2 separate regions of the Homo sapiens genome follow, and region 1 is linked to region 2. The links are chromatin loops, found by intact Hi-C in ENCODE. Cell type or tissue: endothelial cell of umbilical vein. All regions are shown on one strand. Links, peaks and the distances in the headings refer to the core of each region. The heading gives the core; the rest is flanking DNA. Region 1 overlaps ARSB (arylsulfatase B). Region 2 overlaps SCAMP1 (secretory carrier membrane protein 1).

Evidence for each region. Peaks named below come from ENCODE experiments on the same cell type or tissue, not always from the same donor. Only the 100,000 strongest peaks of a DNase experiment are listed, where the experiment ranks them.
Region 1: it touches region 2 in a loop (4-fold over the local background); 59 of 110 quality-filtered maps call a loop at or near these places.

The regions. Positions count from the first base shown.
Region 1 is chr5:78,963,428-78,966,357 of GRCh38, reverse strand. ARSB (arylsulfatase B) reads left to right here. Exons shown (of 8, transcript NM_000046.5): 3 at 1,752-1,942. Among named protein-coding and RNA genes, the nearest start is that of ARSB, 20 kb to the left of the region's middle. In endothelial cell of umbilical vein, for the core only: no CTCF peak of the experiment used is centred there; a DNase peak (open chromatin) is centred at 1,267.
Region 2 is chr5:78,466,325-78,469,254 of GRCh38, reverse strand. All of the region lies in intron 8 of SCAMP1 (secretory carrier membrane protein 1), which reads right to left. Among named protein-coding and RNA genes, the nearest start is that of SCAMP1, 110 kb to the right of the region's middle. In endothelial cell of umbilical vein, for the core only: CTCF peaks have their summits at 1,123 and 1,325 (motif pointing left); a DNase peak (open chromatin) is centred at 1,264.

The sequences.
Region 1 (2,930 bases), core at 190-2,689, 500 kb before region 2:
CCAAAAGCATAGGCTGCCATCATCTTTAGGCTCAGTATTGAAGTTCAAATTTGTGAATCATTATTATGAAGAAAAGCTTCATGTGATTGTCACATGGTTGCTTGGTATTAGTTTTGCCAAGTATGTGAATAGTTTTATTTCTGGAATTCTCCTATCTGTATTATCTTTTAAATATTTGTAGTTCATGCCTTTGCTAATGAAGTGTATCTGTCCTATATTCTGCTAACTGATAGAAAGCAGCTCACACTTAACAGTTAAAGAACCTGAAGTGATTTCCTCAAGCTTTAATGCCCAGTAGTTATTAAAAACCTTAAATAGACCTCCAGTGTTCTGACATTCTAATCACCCATGTAAGGGCTGAAATTATTTTTATGGATACATTTCTTTCTCTGTTACACATTAATTAACAAGTACTTTGTATTTCGTTTTCCATTATATACATAGGAGAAAAGATTGCCATATAAAAGTTATTTTAAGACCAAAGTATTAATTGTATTCAAGATCTTGAATTTATTGAGTCATAGAAAAGGAGAATTTAATTTAAAATGAATTGATTTATTATATAAACTATGTAAAGCTCTTAATTTTCATTATAGGGAAAGTTCAGGACTGAAGAAAGAGCTAGGTCAATTTTATCATCCTCATTTTAAGGTTAATAAGCAGTATATGTCAGGAGATAGCTAAGAGTCTAGCAAATATTTCTTTTTAATAACTTTATCAAAGTATAATTCACATATCATACAATTCACCCAATTAAAGTGTACAATTCAATGATTTTTAATAAATTCAGAAGGTTGTGCCACTATCATGGCAATCCAATTGTAGAACATTTTTATCATCCCCAAAAAAGAAACTCATCCACCTCAGCAATCACTCCCCATTTCCCCCTAGTCCCTCCAGCCCTAGGCAGCCACTAATCTATTTTCTGTCTCTATAGATTTACATGTTGTGGGCATTTAATACAAGTGGAATCATACGTAGCACAGCTTATTTTAATACTTTAAAATATAGAAATATAATATTTTAAAATATAGAAAAGATGGAACATTTGCAGAAACAACTATATTTGAGAAAACCCATTTTCTTCCATGTGAAGTCTAAATTATGGGATAGGCCGTTGATGCCATTTAAATCTGGGGTGAAATTGAGATCATTTTAGGTAGAAAAGTCTTATTTCAGTGCTCACTTTAGTTTGATCTGTTGGCTCTGTTATGTCTAGAGATCCTCTATTAGGAAAGGTTTGTATCTTTCACCAGTGGGTGTCAGCATCTGACTAAAGATGACTCTTCCTAGAACCACTTCTGTAAATAACCTTGAAGCCAGTCTCGCAACATCAGTAACAACAAACATTGTTTGAATCCTGCACTCATTTATGTGATCACCTTAGAGTAAAAACCTGTAACAAGTCACATTAACTGTACATTATTTTTACCATTATATAGCTTTGAAGGATTGAGATTTTATCACCCTTACTGAGTTTCAACTCTGATAAAAAAAAAAACTGTTAGTGTTACATGATAGCGCCTATATTCTAAAGGCGAATGAGGAATAGATTTGAGTTTTTATGCAGTAATGTTTTAATGCCTTCTGCCACCAGATATAGACATGTTGAGAAATGGTGCTGATTAGCCTTGTCATTTGATTAGCCTCGTCACGGGTAATCAATTGCATTAGGCAATTAAATGCTGAAACATTAGTTTGTTTAACAAGTTTTATGCTATGCTGACTATTTTCGTCTTCCATTCTTGCAGGATATCTCCTGGGTAGTGAAGATTATTATTCCCATGAACGCTGTACATTAATTGACGCTCTGAATGTCACACGATGTGCTCTTGATTTTCGAGATGGCGAAGAAGTTGCAACAGGATATAAAAATATGTATTCAACAAACATATTCACCAAAAGGGCTATAGCCCTCATAACTAACCATCCACCAGAGAAGGTAAGTTTTGCTTCTATTTACTGATAGCAAAATCTTGTTACACTAATGTCTTTTCAGACAAATGTAGGAAAAGGCCATTGTTGTTTAGGGAAAAATCTAATAAATTCTAGGGAAGTCCTTTTCAAATTATACAGTATCCCAGAATCAGCCTGGGAAGCTTGTTAAAAAGGAAGATTCCTGGAGCCCACCTCTAGGGTGTGATTTATTAGGCGTGGGAGAAATCCGTACATCAGCATTTTAGAGAAACTCTTAAAAGGTGATTCTTAAGAGTGGTCCCCAGATCACACTTTGAGGAATACTATGTTGGTAGTATTTCAATAGAAATATAGTTTAAAAATTTTGGTATATTACGTGCATGTGCTGTGAGTAATTAATAAAATGACTTAAAAAATGATTGGCTTAGGTGTAAGGTGAGGCTTTATTATGACAAACTTTTGGTTAAGGGATCCATAAATTTTGGGATCAGGGCAGTTCCTCTAACCTTGTACTTCCTCCCTACAAGAATATTTTGCTATTCTAGATCTTTTGCATTTCCATGTTAATTTTAGAATCATCTAGTCAATTTCTATATGCCAGCTCCCCCCTGCCCAAAGTGTCTGCTTGGATTTATATTTGAAACTATAGAACAACTTGGGGAGAATGGATGTCTTAACAATATTGGGTCTTCTAATCCATATACCTGGTATACCAATGAGCTTATTTTTCACATTTACTATACTGATGCTTTTGTGTAACACATGAATAATCTTATTATTATGATTATTTTGTTAACCTAGAGTTAACTTCATGAGGTAAAGTTTAAGCTAAGTTCTCTGGATTTAGCTTATAAATGCTTTTGAAATGGGAACAAATATTTGTATTGTCAGACACTGGGCTCAAAATATGGCTTCATTAAGAACACCCATAAAAATAATACTTCAGTGGGACCCTGACACAACAAATTATAGAATATGCAGTGCTCCCTGGTTCTTCCAATTTCCTGCACTTT
Region 2 (2,930 bases), core at 210-2,709:
TGCCTATTTGTGACTATAGAAAAATAGTACAGTGGAATTATCAGCTTTCTATCCTAGGTCATAAATAAAGTTACAAAGTGGAAGAGACAAGGGGGAGAGGTGAATGATAACAATATTTTCAAGAAAGTATAGATGATAATCCTTGAACTGGGCAGGTCCACTTATAATATGTGATTTTTTTCCAACCAAACTCACATAGAAAATACAGTATTCATGGGATGTAAAACCCAAGTACACAGAAGGCTTTTTGTATACATGGGTTCTGCAGGGCTGACTCCAAGACTTGAGTATGCATAGATTTGGTATATGGATGTGTGGGTTCTGAAACCAATCCCCTGCATATAGAGGGATAACTGTAAGAGTCACTTTTCACCTAAGAAAACTATCACTTTATATATAATAGGATATCTTCACAAAGCATTTACCATAAAACACCAACTAATGAGACTTAATCACAGTGTTCTCTATCATAGACCCAATTCAGCGCTCCCACAAAAATGAGTATCTGCAGAATATATACTGTAGTAAATAAACAAGATTTGAAACACTTCAGAAAACTTGTTTTTTAAAGAGGTAAAATAACTTTTTTCTAAAATTCTTTCAAAATGCAAAAAATTCACTATTAAAAACTACTTAATGTGAACATGACAGTCTATGAACAAATTTCATGGAAGTGATAATCATTCAAAATCAGGTCCCAAAAGGAATACAAATGATATATCATCTATTAATTACTTCCATATTAAGTTATTCTAGCCATACCAATTAACAGAAGGGAAAAGTTTTGGATTCCCTGATCCATAGTCTCCTGTGATGCATTCATTTACTGTTATTTGACACATTTATAACAACTCCCTGCTTGGCCCAAAACCATTACTCAATTCTTTCTGATAGTTCTAATAGAAAGAGGAGCTTTTGTAAAAACACCATTTGGAAATAATCTGAAAGAAAACAAGAAATCTATTTGTGAAAGATAAGGACTAAACTAGACCCTTCTCCATGCAGATGTATAGGAGACATATATTCTTTCAATATTTGAAATGTGGAGTATAAAACAACACTGTGGGGGAAACAAACAGCACAATCTCATACTGGGCCCTGCAGCACCAATGATGACCCACTTCAGTTATGCAAGACAACAGAAAGCCAACGAAATTACCAAAATCCTATTCACTTCAATTAGGATAAATATATAGGACAGAGCACATTTACCTTAAGAGAAGAACAGCTTAATAAAACCCAACAATTCTAGAGTCAAAACCGTGCACAGATTACGGTTAGAGGGCATTAACTGTTCTTGAAAAGCATGACCCCTAGTGGTTATAAATACTGCTACATACCTGCAAAGGATTTTTTGTCATTAAACTGCCAGTTTTGACCAAGTGTGAAACAGAAAATTAAAAAGGAAAAATTAGGTTTTTAAAATTGGATCTTAATTTCTATTACAGCAAGAGAAATGCCTGCTATTAAAATATGAAAGCTGGTGCAAATTATATTTTAGCTTATAGTATCCCTATCGTACTTCATAAAATCATACAGAAAATCATCTCATCTAAACTCCTTATTTCACAGATAAAGAATCTGAGACCCAGAGAAGTTTAGGAACTTGTGAACACATATAAACAGAAGTTCTGGTAACTTCTTTAACTATGAGGTAAAAACAACAACAACAACAAAATATTAGAGTATGCTGCATGATATCCATATCAATACTTTTATTCGAGAAAGTCATATTTCTTTTCAATGCCTGGCATATGAGCACCATTCTATAACTTTTCCTTTGTGTGGTGGATCCTGAAAAACTGTATACCTGGAAAATGGAAAGGAAAAAAACTGCTGGTCAAAGTATTCAGAGTGTGCACAGAGTAGTTCATTATAGAACAGCTACAGAATAAACACTTCCTCCACACCCTGGCTCTATTGATCATCTGTGCCACACATTCCTCAACCACTGCCAGTGATGGTTAAAGTTCCCTTTATACTTCACCCACAGCAGAGTCTTAATTGTTGTGAGTATTCTCCCCAAAGCCCTCTTCTGACTCCATACACTTTCTAGGCTTCATTTACTTCAACAAGTCAATACTTTCCAGTCTAGAAATCCAGCCTAAAGTTCTTCCCTTGCTCCTAACTCATATATACAAAAGCCTACTCAATATTTATATTTTAATGCCCCACCAGTTAATTTAAACTCCCCAAATTCAAGGTCAACGTGGAAAACATCTTGATCCCCAAACCATTTTTCTTGTACTCTCTTCTTGAATGGTCCATCATCTAAAAACCTGGGTGTCATCCTTGAGTCTTATCTTGTCCCCTACTTCCAGGCCCAGTTGGATTAATCCTTACCTGCTCGTTTTCTCTTGACTACATTTTCTTCACATTTCCTCAGTTCAGGCCACCATCATTACTAATCAGCTTCCTAGCCCGTCTCCTAAGTGTTTCCAAGTACGACTGCTCGGCCCCGCAAATCCCAAATGTATTTCAGAATAAATGCTTCTAAAATTCAAATCTAATCAATTCAATTACTCTCCTCCTTAAAACTCTTCTATGGCTCACTACCACTTTTTGGAGAAGATTTAAACTTCTTAACAAGACCCTGTAGGATAAAACTATACTTACGTGTTCAATTTCATCTTCCAATACCAACAACCTACAATTCTCCTAGCCCCAGCTCACACACCATGTTTTATCTCCCATCCATTCTGAGCTACATTTAATTCCCTGAATTTGCCATGTTATTTCCTACAACTAGATGTGAACGTGGTATCCCCACTCTCTGGTACCTCCTTATCCCTCTTATCCTCTTCCCTGTCCCTTATTCTTTTGCTTAGATAACTATAATGATGAGCAGCCATCATTATATCTCAGCTGAGGCAATACTTAAAAAGACCTCCAAAACCTGATAGGTGTCCCTCTGCTCCCTATACTTACCT